Linked DNA regions of Homo sapiens: region 1 is linked to region 2. A link is an interaction called in ENCODE POLR2A ChIA-PET data of the cell type or tissue named here. Cell type or tissue: B cell. All regions are shown on one strand. Region 1 overlaps IL4R (interleukin 4 receptor). Region 2 overlaps NSMCE1 (NSE1 component of SMC5/6 complex).

What was found. ChIA-PET counts read pairs that join two places held together with the same protein. Peaks named below come from ENCODE experiments on the same cell type or tissue, not always from the same donor. Only the 100,000 strongest peaks of a DNase experiment are listed, where the experiment ranks them.
Region 1: POLR2A ChIA-PET joins it to region 2 with 6 read pairs; 13 of 35 experiments call an interaction of 5 or more read pairs at or near these places.

The regions. Positions count from the first base shown.
Region 1 is chr16:27,348,651-27,352,650 of GRCh38, reverse strand. It overlaps IL4R (interleukin 4 receptor), which reads right to left. Exons shown (of 11, transcript NM_000418.4): 7 at 1-111. Among named protein-coding and RNA genes, the nearest start is that of IL4R, 37 kb to the right of the region's middle. In B cell, no CTCF peak of the experiment used is centred here; no DNase peak of the experiment used is centred here; H3K27ac peaks cover 3,325 bases.
Region 2 is chr16:27,259,106-27,263,105 of GRCh38, reverse strand. The region is part of intron 1 of NSMCE1 (NSE1 component of SMC5/6 complex); the gene reads left to right. Among named protein-coding and RNA genes, the nearest start is that of NSMCE1-DT, 7.1 kb to the left of the region's middle. RefSeq lists an enhancer at 3,673-4,000. In B cell, no CTCF peak of the experiment used is centred here; no DNase peak of the experiment used is centred here.

The DNA.
Region 1 (4,000 bases), 90 kb before region 2:
ATAGCACTGAGCCCAGGCCCTCACCCGTGCCCTGTAGGAAATCCCAGACTTCAGGGTGCTGGCTGCGATGCGGAGGGAGGGTTCTAGGTAGGTCACGTTATAGATTCTGAACTGGTAGAGAAAAGGGAGATGTTAGGGCACCAGCCGGGGGCGAGGGGCACCAGTGCCCACCCTGGTTGCTGTCGTTAGCTGACCCCACCATGTTTAAGAGCCACCAGCCTGGGTATTTGGTTGTTCGTCCTGTTCAGGCCATTGCTTGCCACCTCTGTAACTGTGACCAGGCTACAGCAACATGCGTCAGGCTCCTCGACTAATTAGCTGTATGTTACTTAGGCAAGTTGTTTAACCTTTCTGAGTTTTCGTGAGATAATTCAATCTCATCTGTAAAACAAGGGTAAGAGTCCCTACTACCACTTCCTGGCTGTGTGACCTTAAGTAAGTGACATAACCTCTCTGGACCTCAATGTCCTCATCTGCAAAATGAAGATAATAAAAGTGCCTATCTCCCTTCCCGCAGGGTTGTGGTGATAAGGAAATGGGTTAATATACGTAAGTATTTCAAATAGGGTTTGGTATACAAAAAGCACTGGGTGATCTTTCTAAAGGACTGGCAGGGTCGAGGCATCTCTCTCTGTCCTTCATGGGCTTCCTAGTGTCTCCATGGTCAAGTCCAAACTCACTGGCCTAGAATCCAATGCTCTGCCCAACCTAGCCTCTACTGAGAAGTGACTTCCAAGATCTATTGTTAAGTAAACAAGGGAAGATGCAGATGTGTATGTGTTCTCTGCTTCTTTTTATGTTTTTTGTTTGTTTGTTTGTTTTTTAAAGAGAGATGGGGCTGGGCATGGTGGCTCATGCCTGTAATCCCAGCACTTTGGGAGGCCGAAGTGGGTGGATCACTTGAGGTGAGGAGTTCAAGACCAGCCTGGCCAACATGGTGAAACTCTGTCTCTACTAAAAATACAAAAATTAGCTGGGTGTGGTGGCGGGCACCTGTAATCCCAGCTACTCAGGAGGCTGAGGCAGAAGAATCATTTGAACCTGGGAGGCAGAGATTGTGGTAAGCTGAGATCATGCCACTGCACTCCAGCCTGGGTGACAGAGTGACGACTTCGTCTCGGAAAAAAAAAAAAAAAAAAAGAGAGAGAGAGAGATGGCACAGTGATCACTGCAGACAAACCTAAGATGGCCCCGATGATCCCCACTTTGAATCACATCTTTGTGTCATCTGGTCTTCTCGAGTGTGGGCAGGACCTGCTACTTGTTTCTAACCCACAGAATATGGTAAAGGTGATGGGATATATAGAGGATTTCATGGATGTGATTATATTACAGAAGACTGTAATATCCTACTTGCTAGGCAAGTCTCTCTGCCTTGATGGCTTTGCAAAGGGCACATGGGAAGGAATTCAGGGTTAACTACAACCAACAGCCAGCACGAAACTGAGGCTCTCAGTTCAACAGCCTGCCAGGGACTGAATGTCACCAATATTGTATGAGCTTAGAAGTGACCCTTCCCCAATTGAGCCTCAGATGAAACTGCAGCCCCATCCCACACCTTGATTATAGCCTCACGAGACTCTAAAGCAGAGAACCTGGCTAAGCTATGTCCAGACTCCCAACCACAGAAACTATGAGATAATAAATGGGTGTTGTTTAAAGCTGTGAAGCTGGTAGTACCATTATTATGCAGCAATAGAAAACTAAGACAGCGATGACTGAACACACACATTTGCTTGTATAGACATAAGCTCTCTCTAAAGGATGCACATGCCCTCTGCCTGCCCTAACCTTGCCTCCCTTTCCCTTCTGGCAAGAGACAGACAGCAGTGGTCAGTCTCTGGGAAGAAAAACAGGAGGCTGGAGTCGGGAGAGAAACATGTTTCCATTCTAAGTCCTTTTGTACCATTTGTATTTTTATTTTGTGTAACTATTACTTTTACCCTCCAAAAAAGCTTTAAAAAGTGATACATGAACGCTATATTCATGACTGACCCTGATGGCAAGTGAGCAACCTGAGTTCTCATCCTGTCACCCCTCTCCCTGCGAGATCCAGGGCTATGCACCTCCCTCTCCTCTTCCTCAGCCCCCGGCAGTTTCTTCCTGGTTACTGGCAGCTCCATTTCTGCTTGTGGTTGGAAGCACATTTGGGGAAACCTGGTGCAAAGTGAGCCAAGGGGAGGTTTTTTCACAAGAAAGAAGCAAAGTTCCAAAAGATTGCTGGAGCAACTACAGAGAGTTCAGAGATTTTCCTATTACAGAGGGAGCTGAGGGTGGGGTGTGAGTTGTGGGGAGACTGGGGAAGGGAGAGAAAATTCTCACTCTCTTTTGTCTTTCTTTCTAAACATGAGCAAACAAGAAGCAACAGCTAGATGTAAGTTACCGAAGAAATCTTACACCCTGGAAGGGAGCTGGGAACTGGGAAATGTTTTACTAAGAAACAAAAGAGAAATCTGAGCTTCCAAAGAACTACTTGCGGTTTGTCTGTTTTTTAACAAGAAGGACAGGTGTTTGGGAGACCATCTCTGAGAGAAATGTCCATGGGAGGAAAAAGAGCACAGGCTTGGGAGTTCAAATACTGGGTGCAAATCTCAGATCTGGGCTGGATGCGGTGGCTCAAGCCTGTAATCCCAGCACCTTGGGAGGCTGAGCCAGGGGGATCACTTGAAGCCAGGAGATCCAGACCAGCCCGGACAACATGGCGAGACCCTGTCGCTACTAAAAATACAAAAAATTAGCCTGGCGTGGTGGCCTGTGCCTGTAGTCCCAGCTACCTGGGAGGCAGAGGTGGGAGAATCACCTGATCCCAGGAAGTCAAGGATGCAGTGAGCCATGATCACGCCCCTGCATTCCAGCCTGGGTGATAGAGTGAGACTCTGTCTCAACAACAACAACAACAACAAAAACTCAGCCCTGCCATTTCCAGCTGTGTGACCCTGAGCAATGTGCCTGGCACATAGTAGGCATATAAAATATGGAAACCATTATGAGGCAGGCATTCAGGGCTCTAACTAAACTTTTGGCTTTGTTTGGTGCTTTATCGCTACACATATTCCCACATCCCCCAACCCCATAATCCTCAAACATTCCATGAATTTTCACACCCATAAACCTTTTATCATGCAGTTCCCTCTGCCTGGTCTACCGTTCCCTTCTTTCCCCATCTAGAAAACTCCTATGCATCCTTCAATGCCCAAGCCAAAACTCCCCCTCCACTATGGAACCTTGCCTAGAAATTATCTAGGGGAATGAATGAGTAGCTCTAGCCCCAAAATTCTATAGTAAGTTCCTAATGTTTCTTTCTGGAATTTATCCCACTCAGTATGAGCCACAGTTGGTGCCTATAGTGCTGTGGCAGATGCAGGTGGACACCCGCCCAGCTTTTATGCCATCGGGTTTAGGTGCCCACTGCTTAGGACAGAACTCCACTGCCTGCAACTCCAGGGCCAACCCTCATTAGTCTAAGCCAATTGTGCCAATCCCATCACCTGGCCTATCATTCATCAGAGGGGAGCATGTGGCCAAGCTCTGGCCAATCACTAAATTCTTTATGTTCAGCTCTGTTCTTGGGAAGGGAGAGATGGGGTATCTCAGTTGCCACTGTTCCACCCACAAGAGAAGCTGGACTTCATTCTTCTGCCTCAGACCTGGTATCTGGAGGCCTGTGGCATCCCTGAGCACCAACATACCCCTAAGCCATAGCCCAGGCATGCTGACCAATCCAATCCCATGACTGGCATCTGGTGCCACGTCTTAAACCTGGCTGGCATTTTAGCCAGCACAGTCCTGCTTCCTCTTCCCCAGTTTCCCCTGGGGAAGCCACTCCTGCCTTATTTTCAGTTCATCTGGTTTGGATGGAGCTGAGCCCACCTGCAGCCCTAGAGGCAGGTATGTGACTCCTCCCTGGACAAGCAGGGCCCTCCACCAGCACCCTCTCTCCACCCACAGCCAGTGATTGGTTCAGAGGCTGGCACAGCATCGAAGCCAGGCCACTGAGCAG
Region 2 (4,000 bases):
TTACACTCCCTCCAACAGTATATAAGTTTCCCTTTTCTCTGCAACCTTGCCAGCATCTGTTATTTTTTGACATTTTGATAATAGCCATTCTGACTGATGTGAGATGGTATCTCATTGTGGTTTTGATTTGCATTTCTCTAATGATCAGTGATACTGAGCTTTTTTTTCATATGCTTGTTGACCACATGTATGTCTTCTTTTTGAAAAATGTTGGTTCATGTCCTTTGCCCAGTTTTTAATGGGGTTGTTTGATTTTCTCTCGTAAATAGTTTGCAAATATTTTCTCCCATTCTGTAGGTTGTCTGTTTACTCTGTTGATAGTTTCTTTTGCTGTGCAGAAGCTCTTAAGTTTAATTAGATCTCATTTGTCAATTTCTGCTTTCATTGTGATTGCTTTTGGTGTCTTTGTCGTGAGATCTTTGCCCGTTCCTGTGTCCAGGATGGTATTGCCTAGGTTGTCTTCCAGGGATTTTATAGTTTTAGGTCTTACATTTAAGTCTTTAATCCATCTTGAATTGATTCCTGTATGTGCTGTAAGGAAGGGGTCCAGCCTCAGTCTTCACATATGGCTAGCCACTTATACTAGCACCATTTATTGAATAGGGAGTCTTTTTCCCATTGCTTCTTTTTGTCATCTTTGTCAAGGATCAGGTGGTCATAGGTGTATGGCCTTAATTTTGGGCTCTCTATTCTGTTCCATTGGTGTATGTGCCTGTTTCTGTACCAGCACCATGCTGTTTAGCCCTGTAGTGTAGTTTGAAGTCGGGTAACGTGATGCCTCCAGCTTTGTTCTTTTTGCTTAGGATTGCTTTCGCTATTCAGGCTCTGTTTTGGTTCCATGTGATTTTTTTTTTTTTTTTTTGAGATGAAGTCTCACTCTGTTGCTCAGGCTGGAGTGCAATGGCGTGATCTTGGCTCACTGCAACCCCCGCCTCCCAGGTTCAAGCGATTCTCCTGCCTCAGCTTCCTGAGTAGCTGGGATTACAGGCGCGTGCCACCCCGCCCAACCAATTTTTGTATTTTTGGTAGCGACAGAGTTTCATCATGTTGGCCAGGCTAGCCTCTTAACTCCTGACCTCAGGTGATCTGCCCGCCTTGGCCTCCCAAAGTGCTGGGATTACAGGCATGAGCCACCGCGCTCGGCCCTGTGTGAATTTTAAAATGCTTTTTCCTTTATTAATGTGGTGACTCACATTGATTGATTTTTAGATGTGAAACCATTGCTGGAATAAACCTAAGTGATGATATGTCATTCCTTTTACATATCTGGATTAAGTTTGTTAGCATTTTGCTTAGGACATACTGTAGCTGTGTTCATGAAAGATACTGGCTTGTAATTTTCCTTTCTTTTGACATCCTTGTTAGGTTTCAGGGCCAAATTAGGTTAGCCTTGTCAGATGGGTTGGGGAGGGTTTGCTTTTTTTCTGGCGCTGCGATTGTGTAACATTTGAAATTATTTGTTTTTAGACTATTTGGTAGAACTTCTTGATAAAGTCATTGGGACCTGAAGTTTTCTTTGTGAGAAGATGGATTTTCTATAAAATGTCATTAATGGTTATAGGAGTGTTTAGGTTTTCAGATAATTCATTCATTAGTTTTGAATAAATTTCCTATGACTTTTTACATAGTTAAATTTCAGATTATTATAAATTATTGATAATATTTTTAAGTATGTTAATTGCAGATATTTGTCTCATTTGCAGTTAATTTCCTTTTTTTTCAAATATTGTTTGTTTATAAGTTTTAGCTCTTGGAAAATCTTGTCAGAAGTTTTTCACTTTTATTATGTTTTTTCAAAGAATAGTTTTGGTTTTGTTGACCTTAGATATATGCTTATTTTCAGTCTTTATTAATTTCTGCCCTTTATTATTTTCTCATTTTACCTTTCTTTGGATTTAATTTGTAGTTCTTTTTATAGTTTCTTTTTTTTTTTTTTTTTGAGACGGAGTCTTGCTTTGTCACCCAGGCTGGAGTGCAATGGTGCCATCTCAGCTCGCTGCAACCTCTGCCTCCCATGTTCCAGCGATTCTCATGCCTCAGCCTCCCGAGTAGTTGGGACTATAGGCACGCACCACCATGCCTGGCTAATTTTTGTATTTTTAGTAGAGATGGGGTTTCACCATGTTAACCAGGCTGGTCTCCACCTCCTGACCTCAGGTGATTGACCTGCCTTGGCCTCTCAAAGTGCTAGGATTATAGGTGTGAGCCACCACGACCAGCCCCCGCAACCTTTTTTTTTTTTTTTTTGAGACAGGGTCTCACTCTGTTGCCCAGCCTGGAGTGCAGTGGTGTGATCACGGTTCACTGCAGCCTCGACCTCCCAGGCTCAAGCAATCTTCCCACCTCAGCCTCCTAAATAGCTGGGACTACGGAGGTGTGCCACTATGCCCAGCTAATTTTTGTGTTTTTTGTGGAGATGGGATTTTGCCATGTTGCTCAAGCTGGTTTTGAACTCCTGGGCTCACTGTGCCCAGCCTATAAGGAACTCTTATAATATAGAGGTAGATTTTATTCATTATTAATTTGATAAGGTTTTAAATCTGGTCTAACAGTCCTTGTCTTTAAGCTGGAACATTTAGTCTATTTTTATTCATTGTTATTACTAATCTAGTTGGATTATTTCTCCTGACTTACTTTGTTTTTTTGTGTTTGTTTTTCCTATCCTGGTTTTCCTTTCCATTATTTTTTCTCATTACATTATTCCCCTTTACTATTTGGAAATTATATACACTATTTGTTTTTTTAAAAGTTGTTACTCTAGAAATTGTAAAATGCAAGTGTAAAATTTATTCATGTCCAGCTTCTACTCCTGACCATCACAAGGCTATTAGAACACTAATCCCAGTGATTGCTCACCTCCCATTTATGTTATTATTTTTGTGTATTTAGTTTTTTAAAAACCTCATTCTTTTTACTGTGGTATTAAAAACTTTTTTTTAAAGATAGAAGCATTTCTTCTGATTTTTACTGTTTTATACAGTTAACTTGGATTTAACCACATATTTACCAACTTTTTTTGCTCTTTATTCTACCCTGCATTTTAGACCTTCCAACTTGTATCCCTTTCTTTCTTCCTGAACTATATGCTTTGGAATTTCCTTTAGGGAGCACCTGCTGGTCACTTGCTCTTTCAGTTTTTTGTTGTTTGGAAATGTTTTTGTCTTATCCTCAGTCTTCAGCTCGTTATAGAATTCTCTGTTGAGACACCCGCTCCCAGCATAGAAGATATGTTTCCACTGTGACCGGCTTCCATTGTTGCCATTGTGATGGCAGCCGGCAGTCTACTTGTTGCTCTTTAGAAGTCATCTGACTTTTTCTTTGATTGTGTTTAATCTCTGGTATTGTGTGGTTTTATTAGGATGAGCCTAGGTGGATATTTTAGAGTTTATTCTGCTTGAGATTTGATGGGATCACAATGACAGTGATTCGTATCATTTGTCCCCACTGCCAAGCCTCGGTGATACCTCATCCCCTTTTGTAGGATCCCTTCAGGAGACTGCTTTCTGGACTCTTTGCCTCCCATTTCTTTCCTCTACACCTCCATGATGCCAAAGAGGATAATCTCCCTAAAACACAGCTAGGCAACACCATGTTCCTGCTTCAAGACCCTTAGTTTGTAGAGATCCTTCATTTGCAGGATAGAAGTCCATTGTTTTTAGCCTAGCACATTCTAACCCTGTGCCCAGAACAACCACTGGCAAATACGGGGGTGCTAAGTACATCGACATGGAATGGCCCTAGTGATAGGAAATAAAGTTGATGACAGGCTGGATTTGAGGTTTAAGGAGAGGAGGACCAGAGTTCGATGCTCAGGTGTGTGGTATGATTGTGTGGACTGCACCGTCCACACCAGATGATTTGCAAAGAGAAGGACTTGGGAGAGGAAAGGGGCTAAGGAGGTGGAAGGAGAGGATGAGTCTAACGTAGGCTTTGTTGAGGTGCAGATTTGGTGAGATGGAGGATATTTTTCTAGCAGGCAGTTGGAGGGACTGGTTATGAG